Linked DNA regions of Homo sapiens: region 2 is linked to region 1. A link is an interaction called in ENCODE POLR2A ChIA-PET data of the cell type or tissue named here. Cell type or tissue: PC-9. All regions are shown on one strand.

Region 1 (5,000 bases):
TAAAAAAAAATTTTTTTTTAATTTTTAATTTTTCTTTTTTTTTTTTTTTCAAATAAGAGACAGTGTTTCACCATATTGGTCAGGCTGGTCTCGAACTCCTGACCTCAGGTGATCCGCCTGCCTCAGCCTCCCACAGTGCTGGGATTACAGGCGTGAGCCACCACACCCGGCCTAATTTCATTTTACAGACAGGGTTTCACTCTGATGCTCAGGCTGAGTGCAGTGGTGCAATGATATCTCATTCTAGCCTTGAACATACAATCTTCCCATCTCAGCCTTACAAGCAGCTAGCACTACAGGTGTGCACCACCATGCCCAGCTAATATTTATAAATTTTTTGTAGAGAAGAGGTCTCACTGTGCTGCCCAGGCTGGTCTTGAACTCCTGGGCTCAAGTGATCCTCCCGCCTCGGTCTCCCAAAGTGCTGGGATTACAGGTGTGGGCCACTGTGCCCAGCCTGTTGATGTTGTTGAAGGTGCTTAAGCCTATTGTGCCAGCAGCCAATGACAGTCCTTTCTACTTCTTAGAATGGAGAATCTTTTATTATTAAAGAGTTATCTCTCTTCAAAAGTTACCCAATGGCCTTACTCAGAGTGAACTGTTTTACTTCTGTATACAGTAAACCACTATGGTACATCTACCAGAGTATTGTCTGGCTGTTGTGGGCTAGATCAGACAGTTAAGAGTCCATACTCAGTGTATTTACAGTATTTTTTCTACACCTTCATTTAATCAAGAGAGCTACTGCTTGGCTATTCTTAAACAGATCTTTTCAGAGTTGTACTGTACAAAGCAATGTTTTAAGGCCAGTAGAACAAGTAATCTGAGGTCACTGTAGTAACTTGTCATTTAATTTAAAATATGTTTGTAGGCCAGGCGCAGTGGCTCACACCTGTAATCCCAGCACTTTGGGAGGCGGAGGCGGGCGGATCACGAGGACAAGACATCAAGACCATCCTAGCTAATACGGTGAAACCCTGTCTCTACTAAAAATACAGAAAAATTAGCTAGGCATGGTGGTGTGTGCCTATAATCCCAGCTACTCTGGAGGCTGAGGCAGGAGTATCACTTGAACCTGGGAGAAGGAGATTGCAGTGAGCCAAGACTGTGCCACTGTACTCCAGCCTGGGTGACAGAGTGAGACTCCATCTCAAAAAAATAAATAAAATAAAATAAAATAAAAGTTCGTAGCCAAATGTGAAAATTACTAAAGGGGCAGGCTATAGATTCCAACGTTGTAGTTCCATAAAAGACTGTATATGCTTTATTTGTTATTTACTTATTTACTTTTTTTTTTTTTTTTTTGAGACGAAGTCTTGCTCTTGTCCCCCAGGCTGGAGTGCGATGGCGTGATTTCGGCTCACTGCAACATCTGCCTCGGGGGTTCAAGCGATTCTCTTGCCTCAGCCTCTCAAGTAGCTGACAGTCGCCTGCCAGCACACCTGGCTAATTTTTGTATTTTTAGTAGAGACGGGGTTTCACCATGTTGGCCAGGCTGGTCTCGAACTCCTGACCTCAGGTGATCCGCCTGTCTCGGCCTCCTAAAGTGCTGGGATTACAGGTGTGAGCCACCGCGCCCGGCCTACTTATTTAGTTTTTTGAGATGGAGTTTCACTCTTGTCGCCCAGGCTGGAGTGCAATGGCGTGATCTTGGCTCACTGCAACCTCTGCCTCCCGGGTTCAAGTGATTCTCCTTTCTCAGCCTCTTGAGTAGCTGGGATTACGGGCATTAGCCATCACGCCTGGCTAATTTTTATATTTTTAGTAGAGACGGGGTTTCACCATGTTGGTCAGGCTGGTCTCGAACTCCTGACTTCAGGTGATCTGCCCAACTCAGCCTCCCAAAATGCTGGGATTACAGGCGTGAGCCACAGCACCCAGCCTATGCTTTATTTTTTATTGTATATTTCTATATTGTTTTGGCTTTAGAACTCAATAGTAATTTCTGTTTATTAACTTCTCTCTAAAAGGTCACAACTTGGCTTTTTGCCTTTAAAATTTTTCTGACATCACTTGCTGGCAAGGGAATAAAGCTTAGTGAAAACTCTCAGCTGTACGCATTTGTGATGAAAATCTTAATTTGTACCTGGGGTTTCTTAGCGTAGGCTTTAAAAAGTTACCTGGTTTTGTTTTTGTTTTTTTAGGTTAACTGTATGTTTAAGCTATCTTTAGCCCTCTATAATAATTTTTACTCCCAAAGGCAGATCATTTGAGTCTTTACATTTGAACCTAGTTCTCAACTCAGAAACCTACCTTTTTTTTTTTTTTTTTTTTTGCGACGGAGTCTCGCACTGTAGCCAGGCTGGAGTGCAGTGGCGCGATCTTGGCTCACTGCAACCTCCACCTCCTGGGTTCAAGCAATTCTCCTGCCTCAGCCTTCCGAGTAGCTGGGACTACAGGCACCCGCCACCACAGCCAGCTAATTTTTGTATTTTTAGTAGAGACGGGATTTCACCATGTTGGCCAGGCTGGTCTTGATCTCTTGACCTCGTGATCCTCCCACCTCAGCCTCCCGAAGTGCTGGGATTACAGGCGTGAGCCACCGCGCCCGGCCAATTTATTTCTTTTAGTGTAACCAATATTACAGAATTTTGGCATATGCTGGGTATTTTAAAGTTTCATAAATAGAAAAGGAGGCAAGATAATAAGGAAAGATATAATTCCATAAAACTTTCTATTTTCAGTAAAAAATTTTTCATAAGACTTAAAATGAACTTTAGTAAACAAGTGGTGTGTGTGTTTACTAAAGTAAACACCATCTTTATTGTCCTCCATTTACTTTATGAAATTTACCTGTCATAATAAATCCTAAATCCTAAACATGAATGAAATCCTAAACATGGCCTACAAATCTAAATGTATAACTACATATGAATCTATGGGTCTATTTGTTTAATGTCTTTCTTCCTCACTGGACTGTAAGTTCCACGGTGGGCCACTAGTATGTCTATTTTACCCTGCCATTGTTTCTGCCTTACCACAGGTATGCAGGAAATGTTTTTTGAATGAGTAATAACGTAGCATATATTCATTTCAACTCAGAAATTAATCCATGTAAATGAGGTTAATATTCATTCACTAAGCTTGTGAATTTAAATGCCAAGTACATTCCTAATCATTGGACAGGAGATCGAGGAGAATAAAAGATTGTCTATGATTCCACCGTACAGACCGTTTGTTTACTAAAGTTCATTTTAAGTCTTCATATACCTGCTTTATTGACCTATATTTACTTTGAGAAATTCACCTGTCAAACTGTTTTAAATTTAAAGCAAAGCCGAATGAGAAATATGAGAGTCAGAAATCCCAGAGTTGCTTCAGCAAAATAAATGAAAGTACTCAATCTTATTTTCTATTTTTTTTTGTTTTGTTTTGAGATGGAGTCTCGCTCTGTTGCCCAGGTTGGAGTGCAGTGGCATGATCCTGGCTCACTGCAACCTCCACCTCTGGGGTTCAAGCAATCCTCCCACCTCAGCCTCCCAAGTAGCTAGGATTACAGGCATGCACCACCAGGCCCAGCTAATTTTTTTTTTTTTTGGATTTTTAGTAGAGACGGGGTTTCACCATGTTGGCCAGGCTGGTCTTGACCTCCTGACCTCCAGTGGTCCACCCACCTTAGCCTCCCAAAGTGCTCGGATTACAGGCATAAGCCAGCACACCCCGCCTTATTTTCCAATATTTTTATCTATAGTAGTTTTTTTTGTTTGTTTGTTTGTTTTGAGACAGAGTCTCACTCTGCCACCCAGGCTGGAGTGCAGTGGTGTGATCTCAGCTCACTGGAACTTCTGCCTCCTAGGTTCAAGCAATTCTCATGCCTCAGCCACCTGAGTAGCTGGGATTCCAGGCATGCGCCACCATGCCTGGCTAAGTTTTTGTATTTTTAGTACAGATGGGGTCTTGCTATGTTGCCCAGGCTGGTGTTAAACTCCTGGCCTCAAGTGATCCACCTGCCTCAGCCTCCTAAAGTTCTGGGATTATTGGCATGAGCCACCGCACCTGGCTAATTATAGTATTTTAACTGAGGTTTTATTTTCAAGGTGAGATAGTAAATACTCTGAATACTACTGAGCAAGTATTCTTAAAGAATGCTAACTTAAAAATTACTGAGAAATAGGCCAGGTGCAGTGGCTCATGCCTGTAATACAGCACTTTGGGAAGCGTAGGTGGGCGGATCACTTGAGCCCAGAAGTTTGCAACCAGCCTAGGCAACATGGTGAAACCCCATCTCTACAAAAAACACAAAAAGTTAGCTGGGTGTAGTGGTGCGCACCTGTAGCCCCAGCTACATGGGAGGATTGTTTAAGCCAGGAGGTGGAGGCTGCAGTGAGCTGTGATCGTGCTAGTGCACCCCAGCCTGTGCAACAAAGTGAGACCCTCTCAAAAAAAAAAAAAAAAAGAGAAATAAAATATTGCATTTTAAAAATGCATCAATCTTAAAGCAAAACTGTAAACTCACTAATGCTGGAGTTACAGGATCATATTTGAGTTTTTGCCTTTACTATGAAGACAACAACATTTGCTACTATATATGTTGTAAAACACACAAGAATCATTGCTCCATGCTGCCTGGGCTCTAAGGTAAATTTTAGAACAATTTTATATATTAAAAAGAAGCTAAAATATGCAATTAAACCTTAAAAAAAAACGACTTACTGTAATGACTCTGAGAACTCCCCCTCCATCATTCACTGTCACTTTGTGGAGATTTCTTGACACAAGGCCGTGGAGGTCTTGGCTCTCCCACACGATTGTACCTTCAAAGCTCTTTTGTAGAAAGATGAATAGTGAGTCAATTTCCTTATTGCTGTCATTTAGGTTTTAAGTATGCTTTCAGGCAAGATTTTTAGAGAAAATTTTTCCCAAAACGTATCATTTAAAATTTTCACCCCATAACTCTGACATACCACTGTTAGCGTTTGGTGTGTATCCTTGACCGTTTTTTCCATGCACATATAAAAAACCAATTACAAAGAGTATATACACAATTTTGCATACTGCTG
Region 2 (5,000 bases), 260 kb after region 1:
AGGAAGGCCAGTTAGGAGGCTACTGTAAATGATTCTGGCAAGAAATGATAGTGGCTTAAACCAGGATGGTAGCAGTGGAAGCAGTCAGACTCTCGATGTATTCTGAGGACAGAGCCAACAGAACCTATTAATAGAGTGTATGCAGGGTATGAGAGAAGAACAAGAGTCTTGGATAATCTCAAGAGTTTTGGCCTGGGCATTGGAAAGATGGAGTTGTCATTTACTGAGATAGAGAAAACTGGAAGGAAATTATGGGGGGAAGATTAGAAGTTCAGTTTTGTACAGGTTACGTTTGAGATGTCAATTAGTGACTTCTAAATGGAGACATCAGTCGGGAGTTACAATATGTGAGTGTGGCATTCAGGGGAGAGGTTTGGGTAGTGACATAAATGTGTAAGTTGTTAGAATACAGATGGTATTTTAAAGTCATAAGACTGGATGAGAAGAGAAGAGGTCTGAGGAAGGAGCCCTGCAACACACCAAGGAGGCGTCTGCAACCAAGACTGAGAAGCAATGGCTGGTAAGGTATAAGAACTAAGAGAAAATGGTAACCCAGAAGCCCAGGGAGGAAGGTTTTATTTAAGGAGAGAAAAATCAGCTGGGTCAAATGCTGCCAATAGGTCAAGTAAAATGGGGACAAAGAAAGATTATGACATTACGGGTTTAGCAACATAGAGGTTACCGATGACCCTGACGAGAGTGGTGAGAAGTCTGTCTGAAGCATTTCAAAAGAAAACTGGAGGCAGCAAGCATATGCAACTTTCCCCAACAGTTTTTCCATAAAGGAGAGCAGAGAAATGGTGGCCGAAGGGATTAGAGGTCAAGAGAGTTTGTCAAAGATGGACCCTGCTACAGCACTGAGCAAGTTTAAATTACTCCTTTCAGTCATTTTGGGGAATCAGAATTTACCTCACTGTGGAGGTCAAAGACAATCCTCATATAACAAAGGCTTCACTTTAATCAGGACTAAGAAACATGGCAATTTTATTCGATTTCAGTAAACCTTCATGTAATCAGTATGAGTATAGTTACAGTGGCCCATGAGCACTTAAACAATATATATCAATTAATAAGGGTGAATTTACCTTGGTGTTATCAAATGCCAACAGGAGTGTTCTGCCATTTGTTAGAAAGATTTCTACAGCATTATCTCTCAATTGCCACCAACGCTTGTGAACTTCTTTAATTTCTTCATATGTCCAGGAAAATGATGCTGGTTCCAACTCTCCCTGAAGGCTCTAAGACAAAGAAATAGGCAAAAATATTTGTTTTACCGGAAATATAAATAATTACTTTAATTTTAGATTTTAAAAAGCATCAAAATAAAACAGAAAATCTTTTTGTGGCAGATGGCAGATAAGATTACCTGAAAACTCTCCCAATGCAAAACACCTCAAAATGAATGATAAAATTTAGAAATAAAAAAAATAGGCTTTATTTTTTAGACTAGTTTTAGGTTTACAGAAAATTGAGCAGATAATACAGAATTCTCACGTATCCTCCCCTCCCTTGGCCCTGCACTCACAGTTTCTCTATTATTAAATCTTGCATTTGGTGTGGGACACTAATTACAATTGATGAACCAATATTGCTACAATTTTTCTTACCTAAAGTCCAGAGTTTATATTCACTCTTTGTGTTGTACATTCCATGGGTTTTGACAAATGTATAATGACATGTATCCACCAAATAGTTTTATTGCCCCAAAAACCCTCGGTACTCCACCTACTCATCCCTCCTTTCCTCTCCCCAATCTCTGGCAACCACTAATTTGTTTACTGTCTCTATAGTTTTGCCTTTTCCAAAATGTCATATAGTTCGAATTATACAGTATATAGCCTTTTAAGGTTGGCTTCTTTTACTAAGCAAATATCCTTTTAAATACATAGCTGAGCTTGCAAGAAAACAAGGGAAATGACATCCCCAGAAGTCAAAAATGTAGAGGAACTGGAAAATCAGCACTAAGCAGGGAGTGATACTCTGGTTGCTCTGTTGTATGTGTCTGCATATGCATGCATGTATGCACATACCCCAGTTTCAGAAACAAATTGACGTAGGTTCACAGCAACTTGAGGACAGAAGATGAGGCCCTGGGCCCCTAGAATCAGGGTATGGAATTGAGATTGCTTCAGAAAGCTAAAACCTAGGAAGGGATTTGTTCCTAATGAAAGATTAGACAAACAAATGTGCCCATCAATAAAGGGGAATAGGCCGGGTGCGGTGGCTCATGCCTGTAATCCCAGCACTTTGGGAGGCGGAGGCAGGCAGATCACTTGAGGTCAGGAGTTCAAGACCAGCTTGGCCAACATGGTGAAACCCCATCTCTACTAAAAATACAAAAATTAGTCGGGAGTGATGGCAGGCACCTGTAGTTCCAGCTACTCGGGAGGCTGAGGCAGGAGAATCACCTGAACCCAGGAGGCGGAGGTTTTGGTGAGCCGAGATCACGCCACTGCACTCCAGCCTCAGTGACAGAGTGAGACTCTGTCTTAAAAAAATAAAAAATAACAAAATAAAAATAAAGAGGATTAACCAGGAAGCAAGCTTGTCTCTTTTGGCCTGGAGCCTAGAGCATAGAAAAAAAGCCTCTCTCTGAGAATTCATAACTGTGGGCCTGCCATCATATAGATTTAGGTTAAATCCATGTCTGGATGGCCTGGAAACGCCCGAGCTGTGAAACAGTTCTCATGCTTCCGAGTCATTCAGCAAAGGGAAAGCAGAGTCTCTGGAGGAGCATTCCTGGAACTAATGGGGCATTCCTGCAAATAAAGCCCCACTCACTAAATGTAAGCTGACAGATCAACACATACCAAATAGATACATTCCCCTGCTAGGTGGTCAACAGAAGAAAAGAAGATGAGAAAAGAATCACTGGAAGGTTGAATCTGCTTGAGAGTATTAATCCTAGTGTACTCAGACAAATCCCCACATTCTGAAATGAAGAGGTAGGGACCACAGGGCCTACACATCCTACCATCACTAGGTCCCTCCCAAAGTACAAAATCAAGAAAAACTTAAAAAAAATGCATCTTAATCTTTTGTAAATTGTAACTGAATACATAAATTATGCTACTTAATGCTTTTAATAGAGAAATAATGAAAAGTTTCTACTAAAGTTTAAAACTAGCTAGAATTTATCTCCTCAAATCAACCTGCATCCTAGTTTTCTTTTTTAAATCAGTTTTTTTCCTTTTAAAAAAATTGCATTTACTTACTCTTCTGTGTTGACTAACAGGAAGCTCAGAGCAAATTTAGGACTCAATTGCCAAGAACTATTTTATCCTAGGCTCTTTATCTTTCCAAAACCTTAATTTTTTTTTTTAGATTCAGATTATCCTACTCTATGTGTGTTTTACTATTGTTCTTGGTCCAAAATAATTTTTATAAGTAGAGGCAGGGAATATATTATGAATAAAATAAAATGTCTTAATGAAAATGTAATATTTTCATACTTAAAACTGAATTCTTCCTTTGTTTAGTTTCAACATTCATTCAACATATATTAATTAACATCTATGCGCAAGGTACTCTGCTAAGTGCTCTGCATGAAATACATCTGTATGGGTCAAAAAGGGGGCATGAAATATTTGTACACACATTTGCACACACAACGCAAGATACCAAATGTTATATAAGAAGAACCAACATTACAAAAGTACATAGGAAAGAAGGATCTTTCAATCTATTGAGAAGCAAGGGCATTTTTAGATTTGAAAAAAAAATTTTCCTCTTTATTTAAATATAAAACACATTTATAGCATGCAAGTTGACTTAAAATTAAATGGTGTCTTCCCAGACCAAGTATTTGTGAATGTATCCTCAAGCACTGAAAATAAACCAACATATTCGACAGATGGACTCAGACTCTTCTGTCACCTCATGTCAAATGGAGTTAAACACAAATTGAGTAGAATTTTTAAGGGGAAAAACTGTCATCTTTTGGACATACAAAAAAGTTGTCTCATACATCAACTATTAAATTCCTTGGCTGATAAAAGGATCCATCTTGAAAAATAACATAACTATATTTTACTATCTGGGACATACCCTGTGGTAATTGCTATATAAATGAGAAAAGAATGCTGTTCATATTTCTGACTACTTTAAATACTTTCATGACTTTTTTTTTACATTTATTTTATAACCAAACTTCATGTTTTCACTCACTACTTTCTTTCTTTCTTTTTTTTTTTTTTTTGAGACAGAGTCTCGCTCTGTTGCCCAGGCTGGAGTGCAGTGGTGTGATCTCGGCTCACTGTAACCTCCGCCTCCTGGGTTCAAGCGATTCGCCTGCCTCAGCCTCCCGAGTAGCTGGGATTATAGGCGCCACCACCACAACTGGCTAATTTTTTTGTATTTTTAGTAGAGATAGGGTTTCACCATGTTGGCCAGGCTGGTCTCAAACTCCTGACCTCAGGTGATCCACTCACCTCAGCTTCCCAAAGTGCTGGGATTACAGGCGTGAGCCACTGCACCCAGCCTAATTTATTTAAAATAAAATATATATTAGTAATTAAACCACACATAATCTCATTTAGTATATCCTTAGGAATTCCCGGCTTTAGAACTTTTCTGAAACAAAAAGCTTATTTCTCCTATTACAGGAATCTCAAAAAATATTTTAATGGCATAAAAGATAATTCAAATAAAAAGCTTTATTATACAAAAAATATGTCTATTTTCTGATTAATATCAGTCTGTCTAGAATAATAACAATTATCATTATTAAGCTATGTGAATATCAGAATTACTTAAGTTATTCAATTATTTAATATTTTTCCTTTCTTTCTGAAGGCAAAGGTACTTGATAGTGAACTGGGAGTGGCAAGGAATAGATATTTGTTGCAACGGAGGACAGTAATAAGAAGGAATGAACATAAATTGATATAATAGGAGCATTTAGAATATGACTTATATTAACTGCTATGATACTTGGGCCATAAGCCAGAGGAGATGGTACAGTCTTCTTTTTAAAATTATATTTAAAAAAATGTTTGGAA

The links. ChIA-PET counts read pairs that join two places held together with the same protein. Peaks named below come from ENCODE experiments on the same cell type or tissue, not always from the same donor. Only the 100,000 strongest peaks of a DNase experiment are listed, where the experiment ranks them.
Region 2: POLR2A ChIA-PET joins it to region 1 with 5 read pairs; 2 of 35 experiments call an interaction of 5 or more read pairs at or near these places.

What each region holds. Positions count from the first base shown.
Region 1 is chr1:235,466,197-235,471,196 of GRCh38, forward strand. It overlaps B3GALNT2 (beta-1,3-N-acetylgalactosaminyltransferase 2), which reads right to left. Exons shown (of 12, transcript NM_152490.5): 6 at 4,654-4,764. Among named protein-coding and RNA genes, the nearest start is that of B3GALNT2, 36 kb to the right of the region's middle. In PC-9, CTCF peaks have their summits at 2,885 and 3,084; a DNase peak (open chromatin) is centred at 2,965; H3K27ac peaks cover 1,879 bases.
Region 2 is chr1:235,722,943-235,727,942 of GRCh38, forward strand. LYST (lysosomal trafficking regulator) reads right to left here. Exons shown (of 53, transcript NM_000081.4): 39 at 1,086-1,238. Among named protein-coding and RNA genes, the nearest start is that of GNG4, 76 kb to the left of the region's middle. In PC-9, no CTCF peak of the experiment used is centred here; no DNase peak of the experiment used is centred here.